Linked DNA regions of Homo sapiens: region 1 is linked to region 2. A link is an interaction called in ENCODE POLR2A ChIA-PET data of the cell type or tissue named here. Cell type or tissue: Panc1. All regions are shown on one strand. Links, peaks and the distances in the headings refer to the core of each region. The heading gives the core; the rest is flanking DNA. Region 1 has its middle 17 kb from the start of WFIKKN2. Region 2 overlaps ABCC3 (ATP binding cassette subfamily C member 3).

What was found. ChIA-PET counts read pairs that join two places held together with the same protein. Peaks named below come from ENCODE experiments on the same cell type or tissue, not always from the same donor. Only the 100,000 strongest peaks of a DNase experiment are listed, where the experiment ranks them.
Region 1: POLR2A ChIA-PET joins it to region 2 with 6 read pairs; 2 of 35 experiments call an interaction of 5 or more read pairs at or near these places.

Annotation. Positions count from the first base shown.
Region 1 is chr17:50,815,525-50,822,500 of GRCh38, reverse strand. No RefSeq gene overlaps it. Among named protein-coding and RNA genes, the nearest start is that of WFIKKN2, 17 kb to the left of the region's middle. RefSeq lists enhancers at 3,152-3,211, 4,815-4,894. In Panc1, for the core only: CTCF peaks have their summits at 4,816 and 5,069 (motif pointing left); a DNase peak (open chromatin) is centred at 4,976; H3K4me3 peaks cover 553 bases; H3K27me3 peaks cover 191 bases.
Region 2 is chr17:50,645,717-50,655,456 of GRCh38, reverse strand. All of the region lies in intron 1 of ABCC3 (ATP binding cassette subfamily C member 3), which reads right to left. Among named protein-coding and RNA genes, the nearest start is that of ABCC3, 16 kb to the right of the region's middle. In Panc1, for the core only: no CTCF peak of the experiment used is centred there; no DNase peak of the experiment used is centred there; H3K27ac peaks cover 1,909 bases.

The DNA of each region.
Region 1 (6,976 bases), core at 2,977-6,976, 160 kb before region 2:
ATTCTTTTAAATTTATTTAAAAACAAAAAATAAAATGTAGAGCAATATACAAATGGAATAGACATGAGGGAACTGTGGTGGAAACCAGTTTCAGCTGCTCAGCTTCACTGCTCATGACGAATCAGGAGGCAGAGACAAGAATCCTGCCAGAATTCTCTTTAGGATATAAGATAGAACATCTGGGGCTCTTCTCAAAGCCTGTGCCCTTAGCAATGCTCATGACAGGGGTCTTGAGTGTGGGCTTAGAGGAAAGCACCATCAGTAGCCTCTAAGCAAACAGACCATGATTATGATCCAGACCATAATGTTGGCTGGAGTAGACTTCAAATATGTGGCCAGCTCAGATTCTAGGGGAACAGCATTAGAGGGTAAAAGCCCTATTTCCCATTAAAAGCAAGGTCAGGTAAGGGCTTCTAGAAGAAGTGACATCAATACTGAGACCTGAAGGATAAATCATAGTTAGCTGGACAAAGAGGGGACAGTATATGCAAAGGCTGTGAGATGGGAGGTGGCACAGAGCATTGGAGGAACTGGAAGACAGCCAGGGTGGCTGGAGAGGAGGGAGTCCACACAAGTCCAAGTGGGACTCAGAGGGTAGAATCTCTCACCCATGCCTACACCACCACCAGGAAGGAGGCTTTGATTTTTGCCTTCTATTTCAGAAAGGCTTGCTTTGCACTTTGAACTCTGTTTTGGGTTGATCTTGGGAGTGGCGATTTGAGGGAAACAACAAAACAGTATGTAGCTAAGTGAAGAGGTAGACCACAGAAAATATATATTAGTCACTGCTCTAGCTTGCAGCAAGCAGACTGAAAGTCTCACAGGAGGCTGGGCGTGGTGGCTCACGCCTGTAATCCCAGCATTTTGGGAGGCCAAGGTGGGCGGATCATGAGGTCAGGAGTTTGAGACCAGCCTGGCAATATGGTGAAACCCTGTCTCTACTAATATACAAAAATTAGCCAGGTGTGGTGGCGAGCACCTGTAGTCCCAGCTACTCAGGAGGCTGAGGCAGGAGAATCGCTTGAACTTGGGAGGCAGGAGTTGCAGTGAGCCGAGATCGCGCCACTGCACTCCAGCCTGGGCGACAGAGTGAGACTCCGTCTCAAAAAAAAAAAAAAAAAAAGTCTCACGGGAAAGGTTCCTTTGTCCCCCTCAGATGGTGTGCGATGGGGGTATGGCTCGCTTCTTCAGTGCCCTGCTGCTCAAACTTCTAGGGGAACATACAGATGGGCAGGCTGTGGGGCTCTGACCCCACGGCAGTGTCAAGGGGTGAATGTTTACAGCTGAAGCTCCAGTGAGCGTGTGTTACAGGGTGCTCTTTCAGTTTTGCCATCTGTAGGCAGCTTGGGTTAGTCAGCTCAATTAGACCCACTACTTTGTCACTAGGACAGAGGGTTTTCTGTATCCCAGGGTTTCTTGCCTTGGTGTACCAGAAGAATCAGATCACACGTGGGCTTGGAGAATGAGTGCAAGGTTTTATTGAGTGGAAGTAGCTCTCAGCAGATGGGGGAGCCAGAAGGGAGATGGTTTTCCTCTGGAGTTGGGCCGCTTGGTGTCCCAGGCTCTCCTCCAACTGCCCCAGCCAAACTCTGCGTCCTTCTGCTGGTCAGTGGCCTGCTGGCATGCCGATGCCGGTGCCAGTGCGTTCCTCTTGACATCCAGCCGCCTGTGTGTCCCACCGCCAATATACTCCTCTAGATGTCCAGCCGCTTCTGTCTCTGCCCTGCTAGGGTCTCGGGTTTTTATAGGCACAGGATGGGGGTGTGGCAGGACAGGGTGGTCTTGGGAAATGCAACATTTGGGTGCAAAAGCAGGAGTGCCTGTCCTAACCTAGGTCCACGAGGGTGGAGCCCTCGCCAGGGAGCACAACCTTCCTCTACCCAACATTTCCCTTGCGCTGTTCCGTATCATTTAAAGGGACCACGCTCTTCCCTTCCCAGCGTTTCCATATCAAAAGCAGAAGAACCCATGACTGTCCGCATTTGGGCCAAGTGAGCATGAAATAGTTGAGGGATAGAAAGCTACTGCACATTTCATGGTGGAATGATTGGGGGCACTGCTGGGTACAGAGGATGGGCAGAAAATGGGCCAGGCTCATTCATCGGGAGCCACCAGGAGGACTTTCTGCCAGTGAGGAGCCGGGGGGAAGGCGCTTCTCTCCCTAAGTCCAGCAGTCAGACACCATGGTAGATGGCAGGAGAGGTGCTTCCCAAAGTTTGGAGAGGCTCTGTTCCTAACTCTGAGTCAGCAGAAGGAAAACAGGAGGGAATTGGAGGATAAAGAGGGGGCCCATGCAAGGGAGCCAGCCCCTTTGTGCCTGCAGGGCACAGGGCAGGTACAACCTGCCCACTGTGGCCTCAGGTACATGAGGATCAGAAAGGCAAAGACCCCACCACTGAGGGTAGAAGGTGTTAGGGTGCTGGAGTGAGGGCTCAATGCCCGAGTATCCCCTTCCCTCTGGGGTTTCTCAGGGAGGGAGTCATCTTGGTGCCTGAGCCCTGCCCCCAATGCAGAGACCCTTAGTATAGTAGACCCTGATGAACCCTGGGGCTTAGGCTTAGGCCAGGCTTCAACCTTCCAGCTTCCTTCCCCAAGGGTCCTGCCACAGGTGGAGAAGATGGGCCAGAAAGAAAGGGTGGCCAGCCCCTACACTCCCCCAGCTAACTCATCACTGGGACAGTGCCTCCAGGTCTGGCTGCCACGAGGGAGACGTGAAAGAAAGAGAGGACGTAGAGAGAGGCCTCTATCAAGGCCACGTGCCTCTGAAAATCCAGTCACCGCATTCATGAGTAAATTCTGAGTGATGGATGTTCTTGACCCCCACCAAGTAAAATGAGCCACCCTGCCCCCACCACACCCTCTCCACCTTCCACCCTGTTACAACTGAGGAGGTGTCCCTCCTATTTAAGGTCAATGCTGCCAACAATGTGTTGGATCCCAACACTTCCCTTTCTTTCCACCTCCTTAGGAACTTTATACCATCAATTACGCCTTCTGTCTCCCAAATACCTGCCACCTTTATACACATTCATGTCTCTCTTATCCTCAACAGATCATTACATCATTCCTTCCACCCCGTATTCCCCCTCCATGAACAGCCCTGCCTCTTTCTACCTTCCAAGTCAGTCCGCATCCTGGCTCCATTTTCTCACCTCCCAAGTCCCTGAACTCATTCTCCTGAACTCTGTGATCCAGCCTCCCACACGTTACTTTGCTGACAAGCCTGCTGCTAAAGTCACCTGCTGCTAAAGTCACCTGCTGCTAGTGACTACCATGGCCCTAAATGACACAACCAGTCCTCGTTTTCTTGCCTTTCTGCAGCTTGTGACCTGTTGACCACATCCTCCTTCCTGACCACTCTCCCCCTACATCTGTGTTGTGACCTTTTTTCTCCTGGCTTTCTACCCACTTCCCTGGTAGCTTCTTCTTCATCTCCTTTACAGAAGCTTCCCCTTCCACCCAGACATTGCACCCTAGCCCCAAACAGTTAATATATCAGTTGCCAGAGTGGTTGCCATGTGTGGTAGATTTAAGAAGCTCCTAGGTGGCCAGGCGTGTAGTGACTCATGCCTGTAATCCCAGCACTTTGGGAGGCCAAGGTGGGTGGATCACTTGAGGTCAGGAGTTCGAGACCAGCCTGGCCAACATGGTGAAATGCCATCTCCACTAAAAATAACAAAAATTAGCCAGGTGTGGTGGCACATGACTGTAATCCCAGCTACTCGGGAGGCTGAGGCAGGAGAATCGCTTGAACCCAAGAGGCAGAGGTTACAGTGAGCCGAGATCATGCCACTGTACTCCAGCCTGGGCGACAGAACAAGACTCCGTCTCAAAAAAAATAATAAAAATAAAAATAAAAAATTAAAAAAAAACTCCCAGGTGATTTTTACTTGCAGCCAGGGTTTCGAGCCACTGCCTTCAAAGTTGTATCTGCAGCTCCTGGAACACCGAAAGACAACTCTGTTCCCCAGAAGGCATCCACCCAGATCCAGTGATTCCTTCTCCATTTGCATATGAGCCATTCCGGAGACTGACACAGAAGTTATGCAGGGCCTTCCCCTATCCGTAAATAATCTGAATACATCTTTCCATAGTGGACTAATTAGGGAAGTAGTTCTCTTTGAGACCTTAGTCATATATCTAGAAACAAACTTATATTTTTATCTCTTGAATCATGAATTTTAAAGAAAATCTAGAATGCTAAAATGCCTATGCCCAAATTATGATGTTTTGGTTCAGTTCTCTGCTTCCCTCCGCCCCCCACCAGAATTGTCACTGCTCTCTGCTTTCTGACTTCCTGTCCCCGGGGAATTTTCCTGCTCATCCTGCTAGTCTCCACTGAGAAATCACCTCTTCCTGGTGATTCCCCAAATTCGAGCCAGGTAAGCCAGGCATCCACTTCTGTGATCCCACCCTGAGCTGATCGTAGCGTTTTGCTTTTCCTAGCATTCATCACATTGGAATGTATTGACACGCCTCCCCAGCCAGACCTCAAGGCAGGAACCGTGTCTTATTCACCAAGGTATATCTGGTGCCTGGCATAGGGCGTTCTATAAAGTTCTATTGAACTAATGAATGAATGAATATTTTTCAGGTGTAAACATAGAATAAGCCATTTCTCTGTGGTTGGTTCACCTGAATGGATTGATTAAAAGGAGAGATGAGCCCGCAAGCAAGACGGTGCAGCGTAGAAGGCAGAAGCCTGATGTCTGCAGATCGTGAACTTGAAGGAGGGCCGTGTGGAGTCCCAAGCCTGGGCATGAGAATCACCTGGAGGCCTCATGGACTCTGTCCTGGTCCCACTGGGATCATGTCCAGGAATTTGCCTTTTCACACGCTCCCTGGGTGGTTATGAGGCGGCCAGTACAGCACTAGCTGCATCCCAAAATTGGGGAGCCGTCCAGACTCCCCAAGGGCAAGTAATCCTCACTCAAATATGTGTGAAGTAAACCGAGGAAGAAGACACCGCAGCAAGGTGGAAATTCACAAGCAGCCCAAGTAGGAGAAATTCACAAGCAGCCCTGGTAGGAGAAAGGCCCCTGGAACCCGACTTGTCTCAGCGCCCCCTGCTGGGGGGAGCCCCGCGTGGGCTCAACCCGTGTTGCTGACCGCGGCACCGTGGGGCACGGAGCCCTCACCCTCCCCTGACCGAGGAGGGGACCTCCTGTCTCCGCGGGGAGGTTTGAAGAAGCTGCCTGAGGCATAAAGAATGTGGGGCTGTAGGGCAGAAAGCTCGGACGCTGGATAATCTCACCCGTAATGACCCCGTGGCTGTCAGCCCTACAGCACTCACCTCAAGCCTTCACCACGGTGTGGGAAACCACAGATGGGGTTGACAGATGATTCAGGGGCTGCAGCACCCCCAGCCACACCCCAAGGAGCTGGCATCGTTGTGCTCCTGGTTGAATTTTTCCAGCCCCCGGCATATACCTGCCCTGCCATGGAGCCTCCACTCCCTTCCACTTCCTTCAAGAACAAATATAGAAATGTGGTCCATCCACACAATGGAATATTACTCAGCCTTATAAAAGAAGGAAGTTCTGATACACACTACAACGTGATGAGCCTTGAAGACATTATGCCACGTGAAAGAAGCCAGACACAGAAGCCCACATATTGATTCCATTTATGTGAAATGTCCAGAACAGGCAAATAGGTAGAGACAGAAAGCAGGTTAATCGTTGCCAGGCTGAGGGAAGCAGGGAATTGGGTAGGGAGGCCTGCTGATAGGTCACAAGTTTCCTTTTGGGATGGTGAAGATATTCTAGAACTAAATCATGGTGATGGCCACACAATGTTGTGAATGGACTAAATGCCACTGAACTGTACAACTTAAAATTACCACTTCAGGTAAATTTTACATTACATGCATTTGACTGCAATTAAAAGAACAGATATGATTGCTCAGGCTTAGATGGTCCCCTGGCTCTAAGAGGACGCCCAGGGCTTGGGCACCAATGGCCACCCAAAGGCAACTGTATAGAAGTTTAGCCCAGGGGCAGTCAGTTCCCCAAACCAGGTCAGCGGCCATAGCCCTCAGAAACAGGAAGTACCACTGTCCCTCCCAGCCATTGACCATCAACAAACCACGTTGAACACCCATTCCGTGCTGCTCCAGAGACAAGGAAGAAGCGGGGAGGAACAGGTGTGGAAAGGGGAGGAGTGAAGATTCTATTTGGACAAAGCTAAATTCAAGATGTGAATTTTTGACTGAGCACAGTGGCTCATGCCTATAATCCCAGCAGTTTGGGAGGCTGAGGAGGGCAGATCACCAGAGGTCAGAAGTTGAAGACCAGCCTGGCCAACATGGCCTATCTCTACTAAATATACAAAATTAGCCAGGTGTGGTGATGAGCACCTGTAATCCCAGCTACTCGGAGGCTGAGGCAGAAGAATTGCTTGAAGCCAGGAGGCAGAGTTTGCAGTGAGCTGAGATTGCACCATTGCACTCTAGCCTGGGCAACAAGAGTGAAACTCCATCTCAAAAAAAAAAAAAGATACTAATTTTTTATTTATTTATTTTTGAGATAGGCTGCTCACTGCAGCCTCAGGTGAGACTCCGTCTCTACAAAAATATTTAAATATTAGCCAGGCCTGGTGGTGTGCACCTGCTACTTGGGAGGCTAAGGTGGGAGAATCACTTGAACCCAAGAGGTTGAGCTGTGACCACGCCACTGCACTCCAGCCTGGGTGACAGAGCAAGACCCTGCCTCAAAACAAAAGAAAGATATTTACAGCCATGGCCTTGGCACTGTCACCAGGTGGGTGAAGAAAAGGACCTGTCCCAAGGCCCAGGATACTGCTACATTTAGAGGTCTAGAGAAGGAGGAAACAAGCAAAGAAGAGGAAATCCAGCAGCCGGTGAATAGGAGGAAAGCCAGGAGATGGTGGAATCACAGAAGGCAAGGAGACAAAGCACTTAGAGAAGGAGGAAGTGGCCATGCTTTGGTTAACGCTGCTAGGAAGTGGATAGAGG
Region 2 (9,740 bases), core at 929-4,928:
CATTCTGGATTCCCACTCTTTTTTTTTTGTTTTTGTTTTTTTTTTTTTTTTTGAGACAGAGTCTCACTCTGTTGCCAGGCTGGAGTGCAGTGTTGCCATCTTGGCTCACTGCAACCTCTGCCTCCCGGGTTCAAGCGATTCTCCTGCCTCAGCCTCCTGAGTAGCTGGGACTACAGGCGCCCACCACCACGCCTGGCTAATTTTTGTATTTTTAGTAGAGACGGGGTTTCACCATGTTGGCCAGGATGGTCTCGATCTCTTGACCTCGTGATCTGCCCGCATCGGCCTCCGAAAGTGCTGGGATTACAGGCGTGACGGCTGCGCCTGGCCCTCACTCTTTTTTTTTTTTTTTTTTTTGAGATGGAGTCTCACTCTGTCGCCCAGGCTGGAGTGCAGTGGCGCAATCTCGGCTCACTGAAAACTCCGCCTCCCAGGTTCACGCCATTCTCCTGCCTCAGCCTCTGGAGTAGCTGGGACTACAGGTGCCCACCACTACGCCCGGCTAATTTTTTTTTTTTTGTATTTTTAATAGAGATGGAGTTTCACCTGTGTTAGCCAGGATGGTCTCGATCTCTTGACCTTACGACCTGCCCGCCTCGGCCTCCGAAAGTGCTGGGATTACAGGCGTGAGCCACTGCGCCTGGCCCTCTCTCTTCTTTAAAACTAATTTTTAATTTTATCAAAGTGATATATACACACAGTTTAAAAGACCACTTTCTCTTAAGGCCTTTCCCGGGTCAGGGATAGGGAGATTCCCTGAGCCTTAGCTGCCTCTCTTCTGAAATGGAGGTGACCATCCACCGGCCCACCTGTACCTCACTGGGTGGATTTGAGACTCACAGGAACCAAAGGATATGGAGAGTCTTTGCAAATTACACAGACTAGAGTGATCAACTCTCCTAGTATGGATGGGACTTCTCTGGTTTTAGCACTGAAAGTCTAGTGTCTTGGGAAGCTGCTTGGTCTTGGGCAAACCAGGATGGTTGGTTACTTTACTGGCTCTGACAAGACTGCCTCTTACCTTTGACTATAACTACACCTATGAACTTTTTTGGAAAGGGATGGGGGAATACATTCATTAATAAACACATGTTTTACTGAGATTGTTTCCTCCAAGGCCACTAATGTACTAATCTGTTTCTTATGTTCTTTGCAAAGCATTAGATGTTTTTTAGAGATGCACAGAAAATATCAACAACAAGAAAAACCACCCACAATCTCATCCACCTAGAGACATCTGTTACCTGAGGATATAACTATTTTCTAATTGCCAATTCAAATAATTATTATTTTTATTTTTATCAAAGTTATGCATGCTCATACATCTTTGAATTTTCTTTTTTCTGTTTCTTGGTTGATTTGGTTTGGTTTTGTCTTTCAAGCTGGAGGTGTTAAATTAGATTAAATTTGGCCTTAAGCTGCCTCCTTACATAGTGAACTGAAACCCAACTTAATATGTAAACAAACCTAACATGAGAGTTTCTTGTAACAAGTAGCTGAGTCTCAGCCAATCATTGCAACTGAGCTTTCAGCCAATCGCAGACTGCAAAGTGCTTAGACCTGTCCAGATAAAGCAAATGCCGAGTTCTAAATAGGCTATTTCTATGTGTCACTTTTTTTCTCTCTGTAAGTACTACTTGACCACATGGTTAGGTGGAGTTCTTTGAGCCTTTACTGGTTTAGGTTTTTTTTTTTTTTCTTTTGAGATGGCGTTTCACTCTTGTTGCCCAGGCTGGAGTGCAATGGTGTGATCTTGGCTCACTGCAACCTCTGCCTCCCAGGTTCAAGCCATTCTCCTGCCTCAGCCTCCTGAGTAGCTGGGATTACAGGTGTGTGCCTCCACGCCCAGCTAATTTTTTTGTATTTTTAGTAGAAATGGGGTTTCATCATATTAGCCAGGGTGGTCTTGAACTCCTGACCTCAGGTGATCTGCCTGCCTCAGCCTCCCAAAGTGCTGGGATTACAGGTGTGAGCCACCACGCCCAGCCGAGTCTTTACTAGTTTAGCATGCTGCTGAATTCATGAATTGCTTATTTTTTCAAATAAGCTCTGCTAAATTTGTCTAAAGCTTTTCCTTTTTCTTTTTCTTTTTCTTTTTTTTTTTTTTTTTTTGAGACAGTCTCGCTCTTGGCCCCCACGCTGGAGTGTAATGGCGTGATCTCGGTTCACTGCAACCACCACCTCCCAGCTTCAAGCAATTCTCCTGCCTTAGCCTCCTGAGTAGCTTGGACTACAGGCGCCCACCACCATGCCTGACTAATTTTTGTATTTTTAGTAGAGATGGGGTTTCACCATGTAGGCCAGGCTGGTCTTGAACTCCTGACCTCAGGTGATCCACCCACCTCGGCCTCCCAAAGTGCTGGGATAACAGGCGTGAGCCACCGTGCCCGGCCTAAAGCTTTTCTTTTAACAGATTGGTGTCAGAAGTGGGATCGGAAGTAGAACTCCAGTGACCCTCAGGAGCATTTAGTGACCAAGTAAGGGTACCTGACAGGGCACACTGTGCCAATTGTTCTCTTGTAGCAACTGGAGGTCATGGGTGAGTTCTATCTCAGATTCCAAGCTTCAGGAATTTGTGTTTTGTGTTCTCCAAGTTTATTTGAACAATTCTTAGACTGGGTCAAGTAGGACTGGGTCCAGGAGCAAATCAGATCTGATAATTAACTGAAATGGATCCAGTTAAAAGCCTCAGGCAGGTGCCTTTTGAAAGTGAGTTCCTCCAAATCTAAGGAGTCTGGGACTCCAGAGTCTGAGACGCCACTTTCTGGGACGGTGGCTAACTTCATGAACAACAATTATGAGGAACATGTGTATTTTTGGAAAAATGGGTTAACTTTGCTGAGGACAACTTAAGAGTTACAGTGGCCACAGTGGGAAAGTTTTGACCTAGATAAAACTGTTCACTTGCAAGGTGCATTAGAAAAGAAAGGTTCAAAAATGCCACAAAAGCAATGGGATGCATTCTTTAATTGATACACAGAGGCATCTAAAAGATTAAATGAATAAAAAATTGCCTCTTTATAATAGGTTCCTTACAGAAATCAAACAAAAAAATCTTAAAAGCTCCTTCACGAATCTTATTCAAAAGCTTTAGTCATCTGGGCAAGAAATCTTGTTCCATTGGCCAGAAGAACAATTTGGATCCAGATAGTCTTTAATAAATTCAGGAGTTTTATATTACTGTACCTGGAACATGGCTAAGATATTTAAATGAAAGCTGTAAGATCTGTTGCTGTTTATGTTTATATAAGTCTGTATGTATGATACAGGTATCATAGTTTCTTATCTCCTTTTAATGCTCCAAAATTAAATTATGAAAGAGCTCTATTTTGTTGGCTTTAAGAAAAATAAGTGCTTGTATAAATGAAGTATTCTCTCAGAAAATTAAGAACTACCTCAAATACTTTTGCAGCTCATCTGACTTGGGTAATCTTTGGCAAATAAGAATATTGTTGGTTTGACTGAAACAGACATGTTTTCATAGTTTTGGGGATTAAATATCATAAAGATGCATGATTTCCTATCTAGGTTTACTGGTAAAACAAGCTTATGTTGTCTTTATATTATAAAATTTGTCAGCAAGAAAAACAAAATGATGACTAGTTGTTTATTATCTCATCTTTATAGGCAATCCAAGCATAAGTGTTGAAAATAAGTGAGTTAAATGAATGTAAGATAAAATTCCCATGTAAAAGATGTCCTTCCTATACCAGAAGGTTTTATTATTACTTTTTTGAAATAGGGTCTCTATCGCCTACTCTGGAGTGCAAGTGGCAAGATCTCGGCTCACTGCAACCTCTGCCTCCTGGGCTCAAGCAATCCTCCCGCCTCAGCCCCGCCAAAGTATCTGGGACTACAGACACAAGCTACCACATCCAGCTAATTTTTGTATTTTTTGTAGAGATGGGGTTTCACCATGTTGCCCAGGCTGGTCTCGAAATCCTGAGGTCAAGTGTTCCACCTGCCTCAGCCTCCCAAAGTGCTAGGATTACAGGCGTGAGCCACCACGCTCAGCCACCAGAAGGTTTTAACACTCTTAGCATCAAGAATAGAAAGTTGAGGAGGAGGGAAATCTGTACAAACAACAATTTAGTTTTCAGGCCTCACAAAACAAACAAACAAAAAACCTAAAGGGATACAAATGAAATTTTGCCTCCTTTACAGTTTATTTTTACAGAGAGACTTAAAGACATTTTGGACCATTGAGAAACATGTTCTGTGCCACACTGACAAATTGTACTATGAGAAAGCTCATGCTTCTAGACATTATGGTTCATAGATTTACCAATCTACAGCTGGTGTGACACACAATTCACAAATGCTTACTTTCTAATGTCCATGGAAATTAAGGTCACTAAGGGTTAAGAATTCTTTTTTTTTTTTTTTTTTTCTGAGATGGAGTCTCGCGCTGTCACCCAGGCTGGAGTGCAGTGGCTCAATCTTGACTCACTGCAACCTCCACCTCCTGGGTTCAGGTAATTCTCCTGCCTGAGCCTCCCCAGTAGCTGGGATTACAGGTGCCCGCCACCACGCCCAGCCAATTTTTGTATTTTTAATAGAGACAGGGTTTCAGCATGTCAGCCAGGCCGGTCTTGAACTTCTGCCCTCAAGTGATCTGCCTACCTCGGACTCCAAAGTGCTGGGATTACAGGCATGAGCCACTGTACCTGGCCGGGGTTAAGAATTCTAATTAATATATGTAGCTACAATTACTAGAAACAATAAGGGGGAAAATCTATATGAAAATATACAAGGAAGGTAAGAAAAAGGAATATATGAAAAAGAAATATACAAAGGAAGCTAAGGAAAAGCTATAAGACGTGAGGATGTTTTGTTTTGATAACGGAAAAAGAGAATAAATTTTGTCCTAAAGTGAAATGACTGATTTTTCGAAAATGAGAAGAGGAAAGTATAGGACAAAAAGTGAATGGATATAAGAGTTGTAGGAGGTTTGTGGAAGATGAATCTTGTGAAAGAAATTTTATGGGTGATCAAGCTGGTTAAGATTAGGAGGTAATTATTTACAAGTTTTTTAAGAATAAAAGTTAGCGACCGGGTGCAGTGGCTCACGCCTGTAATCCCAGGACTTTGGGAGGCAGAGGCGGGTGGATCACTTGAGGTCAGGAGTTCGAGCCCAGCCTGGCCAACATGGTGAAACCCCATCTCTACTAAAAATACAAAAAATAAGCCGGGTGTGGTGGCAGGCGCCTGTAATCCCAGCTACTTGAGAGGCTGAGGCAGGAGAATCACTTGAACCCGGGAGGCGGAGGTTGCAGTAAGCAGAGATTGCACCATTGCACTCCAGCCTGGGCGATAAGAGCTAGCATTAATATCAAAATTACACTGATGCAAAACTAGAATTTGGTTCTCTCCATTAAAACAACATGGTGTTCTTAGATTATTGGTCTGATCATAATAGGAAATTGTAAAATGTTTTTCTTTCTCTTTAGGTAGTTGGCCTAGAAAACAAAGATTCTGTGTTCTACCCAGATAATTTCCTGTGCTTCATGCTGTCTTTGTTAGGTTTTTGATCACTTAAGAAAACTGAGAACTCGCTATTAAAACAGCTAAGCTTTTTCTACAACTATGTAACTTTTTGTATATGCCTCCGAAGTCATTTAATGAACGGCTATTGTTCACAGTGACCTGTGATCCTATTAAAAAAATTTATTTTATGTGTTGCCTATTTCCTTCCTTCCTTCCTTTCTCTCTCTCTCTTTCTTCCTTCCTTCCTTCCTTCTTTCTTTCCCTTCTTCCCTCCCTCCTTCCCTTCCCTCCCTCCCTTCCTTCTTTCCTTCCTTCCTTTCTCCTTTCCTCCCTTCCCCTCCCCACCCCTCATCTCTCTCCTCTCTCTCCTCTCCTCTCCTTCTTTTTTTGACAAAGTCTCACTCTGTCACCCAGGTATAAAGCTGACTCCATACATAGTGGACTGTAGCATAATTCAATATGTAAACAAACTGCAACGTAACTTGAGAGTATATTCTTACAATAAGCAGCCAAGTCTCAGCCAAATATAGCAGAATTTTCAGCCAATCACAAGCTGCCAGATCATCAGAACATGTCCACATAAGGCAAACACCTCATTGCACCATGCCCAAATAAGGCAAATACTGATCTGTCGCCAATCAAGCTGTTTCTATACATCAATTCCTTTCTCTGTCCATTAATACTGCCTGCCCATACTGCTGGGTGGTAAAACTCTGTGAACCTCTACTGGTTCAGGATGCTGGCTGATTCATGAATTGTTCTTTGCTCAGATAAACTCTGCTAAATTTAATTTGTCTAAAGTTTTTATTTTAACAGAATTTTTCCTCAAATGTGTGGTGACTTTTTTTTTTTTTTTTTGAGATGGAGTCTCCCTCTGTCGCCCAGGCTGGAGTGTGGTAGTACGATCTCAGCTCACTGCAACCTCTGCCTCTGAGGTTCAAGAAATTCTCCTGCCTCAGCCTCCCGAGTAGCTGGGATTACAGGCACGTGTCACAATGCCCAGCTAATTTTTGTATTTTTAGTAGAGGGGTTTTGCCATGTTGGCCAGGCTGGTCTCGAACTCCTGACTTCAAGTGATCCGCCTGCCTCGGCCTCCCAAAGTGCTGGGATTACAGGCGTGAGTCACTGCACCCGACCTGTGGTGATTCTTGCGGCTTGGCTGTCTCAATATTTTGGAGTAAGACACTAAAGAGTTGGCTGCTCTGTGTGTTGGGGGCAGGTGGATTTGGGACTGGATCTGGGACTCCTCAGGGCAATCTGTGAACAATGATGAGTGAGAGTACCAAGGACCAAGGACCAAGAAACAGCTACTGAAGACAGAGTACCGAGGACCAAGCTTATTGGCTGTTGGGCTTCACTGCAGAGTGATCAAGTAGGAACCTGGTCCTTTAGGGAAGACTCCCCCAACAACTGGAAGAATCTGGAGGTCTTTTCTCTGGGACCAATTTAGGAGTGAGGGCTGAGGGTTCTATCCTTCAGTATGCAGACTTTTACTTAATTCCACAGAATAAACTGCTGGTCTTCTGTGAGGTGGCTGGAATTTGCCTGGCTTTGAGAGGAGATGGATAAGTATCTTGGGTGTTTCATCTCTCCTTATGCATTCTCCTAGCAGCCGCTGCTTTCAGCCCTGCTCTTCCCCTTGCCTCCTTCAGCCCTCCAATCCCCGAGCTTTTACAGACTCCAAATGGCCTTTGGTTTCAGTTGTTCTCTGCTGTGTCAGTGATCACTCCTCAACCTGTTTCTCACTTTCCAAAAAGGTGTTAATATCTTGTCTGCTGTTGTCTCCTCTTCTCTTTGTCCTTGTAGGTTTACATTCTTTATTCCTTACTGTCACTTTGATGGAAAATCAGGAAGGACTGGAGATAAAGTCTTGTGTTCAATCCACCCTATAGAACCAGAAGTCCTTCCAACTACAATTTTTTTTTTTCTTTTGGGCAGAGTCTTGCTCTGTCTCCCAGGCTGGTGTGCAGTGGTGTGATCTCAGCTCACAGCAACCTCCGCCTCTGGGATTCAGGTGATTCTCCTGCCTCAGCCTCCCGAGTAGCTGGGATTACAGGCTTCCACCACCACGCCCGGCCAATTTTTGTATTTTTAGTACAGACGGGGTTTTGCCATGTTGACCAGGCTGGTTCTCAAACTCTTGACCTCAGGTCATCCACCCGCCTTGGCCTCCCAAAGTGCTGGGATTACAGGTGTGAGACACCATGCCCAGCCTCCAAGGGCGAATTAAATAGACCCGTTTCAGACTTTATGCAGGACCTCCCTGCAACAGTGTGGGCTTCCCCCATCTCTTGGAAACTACTCTTTCCTGGTCTCCTGGTTTCTTGGCAAGCATTCCTTGCTGTCTCCTTATCTTCCTTCCAGTTCACCCTGTGGACATGGGCCCTAGCTCCCAAGTTCAGACCTTGGTCCTTGGTGCTCTCTCTCATCATTGTTCACAGATTGTCCTGAGGAGTCCCAAATCCAGATCAACAGCTCAAATCACCTCCTGAGCCTCAGCGCCTACTTCCTGCTGCCTCTCAGATGGCGTCACCATCTGTCTGCAGCCACCTCATATTCAATACCTCTCAAAGTAAGATCCTTCACTCCCTGCCAGAACCAGCCCTTCCTTTGGCCTTGCCTGCCTCTGCCAAGGGCATCACCATTCTGCCAGCTACCCTGACACCTGTAGGGACATAGGTCCTATTGATTCTTGATGGAAGCATAGTAGCTGGACAAAGAGGTGTTTGAGACTTGGCAGGGAAAGGTTAAGCACCTTGGCCAAGGTCACACAGCTTAAAAGAACTCACACTTGGCCGGGCACAATGGCTTACACCTGTAATCCCAGCTCTTTGGGAGGCTGAGGTGGGAAGATCACGAGGTCAGGAGTTCGAGACCAGCCTGACCAACATGGTGAAATCCCGTCTCTACTAAAAATACAAAAATTAGCTGGGCGTGGTGGCAGGCACCTGTAATCCCAGCTACTCGGGAGGCTGAGGCAGGTGAACTGTTTGAACCCGGGAGGCGGAGGTTGCAGTGAGCTGAGATTGTGCCACTGCACTCCAGCCTGGTGACAGAGGGAGACTCCGTCTCAAAAAAATAAAAAATAAAAAGAAGAAGTCACACTTAAGCTGTGTGATCTTGACCCAGGTTCTTAACCTCTCCCCTCTCTGGGCCTTGGTTTCTTTAAGGGTAACATTGGGATGATAATATCTCTTACCTGGTTCCTCCCACCTGGCCCCTTGGCCAGACCCTCATCTCTTCATGAGCAATTGCCATAGACTTCTGGTCTCTTCCCTTCAGATTCCCTGGGGTCCCAGATCCTGCATGGTTTTCCCCTTCCTTTCTGGCCATGCCATCACAGTCTCTTTGCTGATTCCCCTGCCTGGTGCAAGAGGGTCCTGGAGCTCAGTCCTTTCCTCTTCTCTGCCTCCTTCCTATCTGCACTCAACCTCTTGGCAATCCCATGCAGTCTCATATGATGATATGATGTACCATCTATATGCCAATGACTTTCAAGTCTATCTCTCCAGCTCATTGCTCCCCAAATCTCCAGCTCCATATCTAACTGCTGACTTGACATCTTCACTCCATACACCCTACAATAGCCTGCATAGACCTGCACAATGTCCCTTCCCCCAACCCATGACCCTCTCCCCGCCTTTCCTGCTTCACTCCAGCCACTGGCCTCCTTGCTGTTTCTAAATGCACTTGCTGCTCCTGTCTCAGGGCCTTTGCACTTGCTCTTCTCTCTTCCTGGAACACTCCTCCCCCAGACATCCTGAAGTCTTTCTTTCTCAATGAAGCCTACCCTGACCATCCTGTTTAATACTGCCACCTGTGTCCCACCCCTGTATTCCCAATTCTCCCACCCTTCTCCGCTTTTTCTTTTCTCTATAACACCTATCACCTTTTGACATGATATATAATTTACTGATTTATTATATTTTCTCTCATCTTTTCCTTTACTTGCTGACATGTAAGCTCTTTGAAGGGAAGAACCTTTATTTTATTTATCTATGTATCCTAAGTACTTAGAATGGTGCCTAGCACATAGTAGGTGCTCAGAAAAAAGATTTGCTTAAATAAATCAAATATTTATTGAAGACCAGGGACATTGCCCAGTGCTTTGAGAGGCCAAGGCAGGAGCATCACTTGAGGCCAGGAGTTTGAGACCAGCCTGGGCAACATAGCAAGACGCTGTCTCTACAAAAATGTAAAACATTAGCCTGGTCTGGTGACAGGCACCTGTAGTCCCAGTTACATGGAGGCTA